2 separate regions of the Homo sapiens genome follow, and region 2 is linked to region 1. The links are chromatin contacts, found by Hi-C or POLR2A ChIA-PET in ENCODE. All regions are on one chromosome and are shown on one strand. The core of a region is the stretch at or near the end of the contact, and the rest is flanking DNA. Distances in the headings are between cores, read along the strand shown.

Region 1 (2,836 bases), core at 232-2,731:
CCTTTTTGAAATCTCAAAAGTCTCATACCGTCACTTCTGCCACTTTGAAATCATTAGAAGCAAGTCGCTATTGTGACCTACACTCAAGGGAAAGAGAATTAGGCCCCACCTTTTGAGAGAGGAGTGTCAAAGAATTTGTGGACTAATTTTCAAACAACCACATGACCTAATGCATGTTACACACTTGTCTACTTTTTTTGACTAGTATTTTAGAATAAATATATAGAAATGGAGTTACTGGTTCAAAGGGCATGCCATTTAAAAAATATTCCTTGTATATGAGATAGCTTTTAGGAAGAAGTCAAAAGATGCTGTCTATTGTGTCACATACTTCATAGCACTATCATTATCCATAGCACTATCATTAAGGCACTGCAAGTTGTGCGGTAGTGGTGGCTTTGGATACATCTGAGGTATGATAGAAAAAGAATCTTTAAGATACACAGGAGCTAAATAAAAATGGGCCCAGCATGTCATGACACAATGCTTGCATTTTTTTGCAGTAAGTCCTTCCTTTTCAAACTGGGTTACTCCCAAGGCACGTAGGCACAGGGAACAAGTGCTACTTAAAGCAACAGAATAAACACACGTCATCTCTAGTAAAGTGCTATTTTATTTGAAAAACTTTATTTGAAAAAAAAAAGAAGTAGATGTATTAAAAAATAGATTGTAAAGTTGCTTATATTTTAAAGAGGAAACACTAGGTATTATCTTGGTCTTCTGGTGGCCTGCTTTGTACAGTATCTCCTGATCCTGGGTAAATAATTAACTTTTCTTTCCATTTAGGTTACCTTAGTGGAGAAGTTTAGTGACTCAGTTAGTTGATGAGGAGATACTGAAGGATTTAAGGGAGGTTAAGAATCTGATATTTTTAAAAGGTATCTCCATCAAGAATATTGAAAACACTTCTGGAAAAAGAAGAAAGATAAATATTTGAATTTACCCAATAGATATTAAAGGCATTGCAAAACCCTCATAATTAAGCATTTAAAACAAAGCTAATAGAAATATAAAGAAGCAATCCATTTATGAGAGTAGTCACACCAGAAATAAATGACAGTATATGCCTACAATTCTAATAAATAACTAAGATGTCCTCACTAATCAATGAGGGAAGGAATGGATTCAATGCTTGTTGGGGGAAAATTGAGCTCTTTGGGGAAAAAAATCCATCTCAAGCCCTATCTTACATTACTTAGTAAGATAAACTCCAGATAAATGTGATGAGTGTAAAAATAAAATCATAAGAAACTTGAAGACAATTAGATGTGTACTTACTTGCTCTCCAGGTAGGAAGGAATTTCTAAATATAAAAGAAGGATTCTCTAGGGAAAGCAAATCAATCGCTGCATCTGAGTAAGTATTATACTTTTGTGTAATACATTAAACATTTAAAACAAACCACAAATACTGATGGATGGCATTCATTGTGTACCAGCTATGTGCCAAACACCACACTTGGAGCTTTGCCTTCATTGCTTACCCTTAATCCTTACACACAAAAAAACCCACCACAGGCTCAGTCGTACTGCCTCCACTTAACAAATGAGAAAACCGAGACTGCGAGAGATTACATGAGTAATTTGCAATGCTGGCTGCACACTGAATCACTCAGAGAGCTTTACAAAGGCCCGTGCCTAGGCCTCATCCCAGAGCAGTTTAATCAGATTTGCTGGGAATGGCACCTGGGCATAAAATCCTTTGTCCAAAGTCACACAACTGGTAACTGCAGAGACAGAGGCTTTTCTGTGTCCTCAACACCTGGACTTCTCCTATGCCATGTGGAAATTTTCTTGAGGATATAAACAGGCACTTAGTTTTCAAAGGTGGTAAAAACCTGAATGTAGGCTTAACTTAAAGCAGAAGTGATGTGAGATATGAGAGTCTATTTGTAGACCCACCTATAGCAGAGAATCCATAGTCTGTGTTTCTGGAATATCAGTGAAAAAAAGCCTCAGGGCTGGAATAGAAGGATAGCATTTTGATGGTCTAATAATTTTGAAACAATTGGCAATACTTAGACAACTTGAAAGGTGTTTGCATGAATCTAATTTCTTAGGCTTATCATCACCGTTGTAACTTCTTCTCTACCAATTGGGACATGACAATACAGACGAGTTACTTTATTGCATAGTTTTTAGGAACACAGATTTTTGGAGACAAACCACCTAATTTTGATTCCCAAATATATTCTTTATAGCTGAGTAATCTTAATTTACTCAACTTCTCCATGGCTCAGTTTTCTCAACTGTAAAATGGGAATAATAATAGTATTGTATTAATGCTGTGTAACAAATCACCTGAAACCATAGTGGCTTAAGATCTCTCCTGGTTTCTCTGGGTAGGAATTCAGGAACATCTTAGTCAGGCAGTTTCAGCTTGGGGTTTCTCTGAGCTGGGGCTGCTGTCATCTGATGGCTCACCTAGGGCTGGAGAATCCACTTCCAAGGTTCACTCACATAAATGACAAAATGTGGCTTATTGTTGGCAGGAAGCTTAAGTTTCTCCCCACAAAGGCCTATAGAGATAGGACTGCTTGAGAGTCCACATCGCATGCCATCTGGCTTCCCCCAGAATAAGTGACCCAAGAGACCAAGGTGGCAATTGTAATGCTTTCTGTGGCTTAGCCTTGAGGTCACACATCATCACTTCTGCAGTATTTCACTGGTCCCACAGATCAACTCTGGTTCAGTGTGGGAGCGAAATACACCCTTGCACCAGAAAGCAGGGATCACTGGGAGCCGTTTTGGACATGGCTATCACAAGTACCTAGTTTATTGGCTTGTTCCAAAGATACATACAATTGACCCTTGAACAACACAGGCTTGAACTACAC
Region 2 (3,001 bases), core at 237-2,736, 120 kb before region 1:
TTAGAACATGCTGTTTTTCAGGTTTATGGTCTTTTTTTTTTTTTTTTTTTTAAATAGGGAAATGTGTTTGGTGCAGAGCCAATGTCATTCCAAAAAGCTCTCTCTTTTCCTGGTCAGTCATGTGCTGGGACAGAGAAGGGATCTGGATTAGGCAACATCATAGAGTTGCTCTGAGCTGCTCTTTGGTGATAACCCTTCCAAATCCTAAACTTTTTGGAATTCACAAGCTCAAAGGAGGAAACCTACTCTCTGATCTACCACATGTTCTGCATTTTTCTATCATGGTCTATGGAAACTTCTCTTAGAAATCCAGTGGCAAGAAGTTCTATGATTAAAGTGTTCTGAGCTCAGGCCAGGCAGTCATGAACTACTTCTGAGTTATTTACTACTGATTTGTGGGGCAGCCTCAGCTATCGGTTTCTTCACACCTGCTTATGAGAGTATCCATATTTATGGTCGCAGGCCAGTAATGCTCCCCACGAGATCAGTTTCTGAACTAACCTGGAATTTTTTATGGGTTTTTATTATGCCAACTATTAAATCAACATTACAGTTCTTCCCTCTGTATTTCTCCTGTAAAACATTAGGCCTGCAAAAAAAAAAAATCTTTTTAAAAATAATTGCCATAAAGTATTTGCTCTGGGCCTACTGTATGCTTCTTTTCTTTTTCTCTCTTTTCAACTAAGTCACCGTCAATTTATTAAGATGGCCATAACTATTCAAAACCTATGCTGAGTTCCTCAAGGCAGGGTCACATAGTGATGAAGGTTGGGATGGGGCTACGGAAGAAACCAGAACAACTCTAGTTTATTTAAAACCTGTATTTACTGCCCACTTCCCCTTAGACTTGACCATATGACCCCTCGCTCCCATTCTAAGCATAGGGGCAGGCTTTATTTTTACAATGGTAATAGATATCACTTGAGGTTTTATCAAAGAGTTGCGGCGGGTGGTGAAAGTTCACAACCAGATTCAGGTTTTGTTTGTGCCAGATTCTAATTTTACATGTTTCTTTTGCCAAAGGGTGATTTTTTTAAAATAACATTTGTTTTCTCTTATCTTGCTTTATTAGGTCGGAGACCATGAGAAACAGCGTCAAATCATCTTTTCATGATCCCAAGCTGAAAGGCAAGCCCTCCAGAGAGCGTTATGTGACCCACAACCGAGCACATTGGTGACAGACCTTCGGGGCCTGTCTGAAGCCATAGCCTCCACGGAGAGCCCTGTGGCCGACTCTGCACTCTCCACCCTGGCTGGGATCAGAGCAGGAGCATCCTCTGCTGGTTCCTGACTGGCAAAGGACCAGCGTCCTCGTTCAAAACATTCCAAGAAAGGTTAAGGAGTTCCCCCAACCATCTTCACTGGCTTCCATCAGTGGTAACTGCTTTGGTCTCTTCTTTCATCTGGGGATGACAATGGACCTCTCAGCAGAAACACACAGTCACATTCGAATTCGGGTGGCATCCTCCGGAGAGAGAGAGAGGAAGGAGATTCCACACAGGGGTGGAGTTTCTGACGAAGGTCCTAAGGGAGTGTTTGTGTCTGACTCAGGCGCCTGGCACATTTCAGGGAGAAACTCCAAAGTCCACACAAAGATTTTCTAAGGAATGCACAAATTGAAAACACACTCAAAAGACAAACATGCAAGTAAAGAAAAAAAAAAGAAAGACTTTTGTTTAAATTTGTAAAATGCAAAACTGAATGAAACTGTTACTACCATAAATCAGGATATGTTTCATGAATATGAGTCTACCTCACCTATATTGCACTCTGGCAGAAGTATTTCCCACATTTAATTATTGCCTCCCCAAACTCTTCCCACCCCTGCTGCCCCTTCCTCCATCCCCCATACTAAATCCTAGCCTCGTAGAAGTCTGGTCTAATGTGTCAGCAGTAGATATAATATTTTCATGGTAATCTACTAGCTCTGATCCATAAGAAAAAAAAGATCATTAAATCAGGAGATTCCCTGTCCTTGATTTTTGGAGACACAATGGTATAGGGTTGTTTATGAAATATATTGAAAAGTAAGTGTTTGTTACGCTTTAAAGCAGTAAAATTATTTTCCTTTATATAACCGGCTAATGAAAGAGGTTGGATTGAATTTTGATGTACTTATTTTTTTATAGATATTTATATTCAAACAATTTATTCCTTATATTTACCATGTTAAATATCTGTTTGGGCAGGCCATATTGGTCTATGTATTTTTAAAATATGTATTTCTAAATGAAATTGAGAACATGCTTTGTTTTGCCTGTCAAGGTAATGACTTTAGAAAATAAATATTTTTTTCCTTACTGTACTGATTTGGAATCATTACTGAAATTTGTAAGGAGTGGGCCAACGTGATTAAGTACCATAAAGGCAAATAAATGGTTAAAGACGGTTTCATAGAAAAGTGACAATTAGAAGGATATTACGGTCTAAGCTAATTATATAAAGAATTTTATCTGTATCTTAAATGTTGATTTTATACTGCATTGAGGTAAAAACACAAAACAAAAAAGCAGCTTTAACACCTCTGTCTTCTCTTGGGTAGCAGCCTCCTGCTTCTCCTTCACCTGAAAAATTCTCCAGGGACTTCATCCATTAACTTGGCTCAGGCTATTAGGCAGGATTCAACAGTTTAAGCTGATGGTGTGGTGAGAGATGCTTTATCCATATTAATGGACTGAAGGAAGTAATGGCAAGACAACCCCCCAAAACATACCTAATTATACAAAGTTATATACCAAAGTTGCTTTTAGAAAATGGCCTGCTCAGAGCAAGTAGAGGTTTCCAATGGCTTTTTATTTTCTCACATTAAGGATGTTGTTTCTTAAGGAACATTGAGTACCATTGCTTCTTCGTGATAGCCTAGGACTGGCCGTGTGCCCATGGAGGTAGAGACACCAGGTACTGATTCTAGGTCCTCTGCCACAAAGCACCACTTCCTCTCCACTTTGCCTTGGCTGGCCTTGTCAGCTCACTGGAGAGCACAGTATTGCAATTGCAGTAT

What was found. Hi-C counts contacts between places; a loop is a spot of excess contacts on that map. ChIA-PET counts read pairs that join two places held with the same protein, here RNA polymerase II (POLR2A). Pooled maps may share reads with other maps.
Region 2: a loop to region 1 is called in a map of heart right ventricle, with 2.1 times the contacts of the local background. The contact joins two enhancer-like sites. A Hi-C loop is called at or near these places in 2 of 168 maps with a recorded cell type or tissue (both heart right ventricle), 2 of 37 single-sample maps with no recorded cell type and 4 of 50 pooled maps. POLR2A ChIA-PET finds 5 or more read pairs at or near these places in 1 of 52 experiments (PC-3).

What each region holds. Positions count from the first base shown.
Region 1 is chr6:12,419,295-12,422,130 of GRCh38, forward strand. No RefSeq gene overlaps it. Among named protein-coding and RNA genes, the nearest start is that of EDN1, 130 kb to the left of the region's middle. Within about 2 kb of position 1,482, at least 2 of the 41 ENCODE cell types and tissues checked have a DNase peak (open chromatin) inside an H3K27ac peak, as active enhancers do; they include PC-3, where a contact is called at or near this core.
Region 2 is chr6:12,294,890-12,297,890 of GRCh38, forward strand. EDN1 (endothelin 1) reads left to right here. Exons shown (of 5, transcript NM_001955.5): 5 at 1,073-2,305. The coding sequence ends at 1,178. Among named protein-coding and RNA genes, the nearest start is that of EDN1, 6.0 kb to the left of the region's middle. Within about 2 kb of position 1,487, at least 4 of the 41 ENCODE cell types and tissues checked have a DNase peak (open chromatin) inside an H3K27ac peak, as active enhancers do; they include PC-3, where a contact is called at or near this core.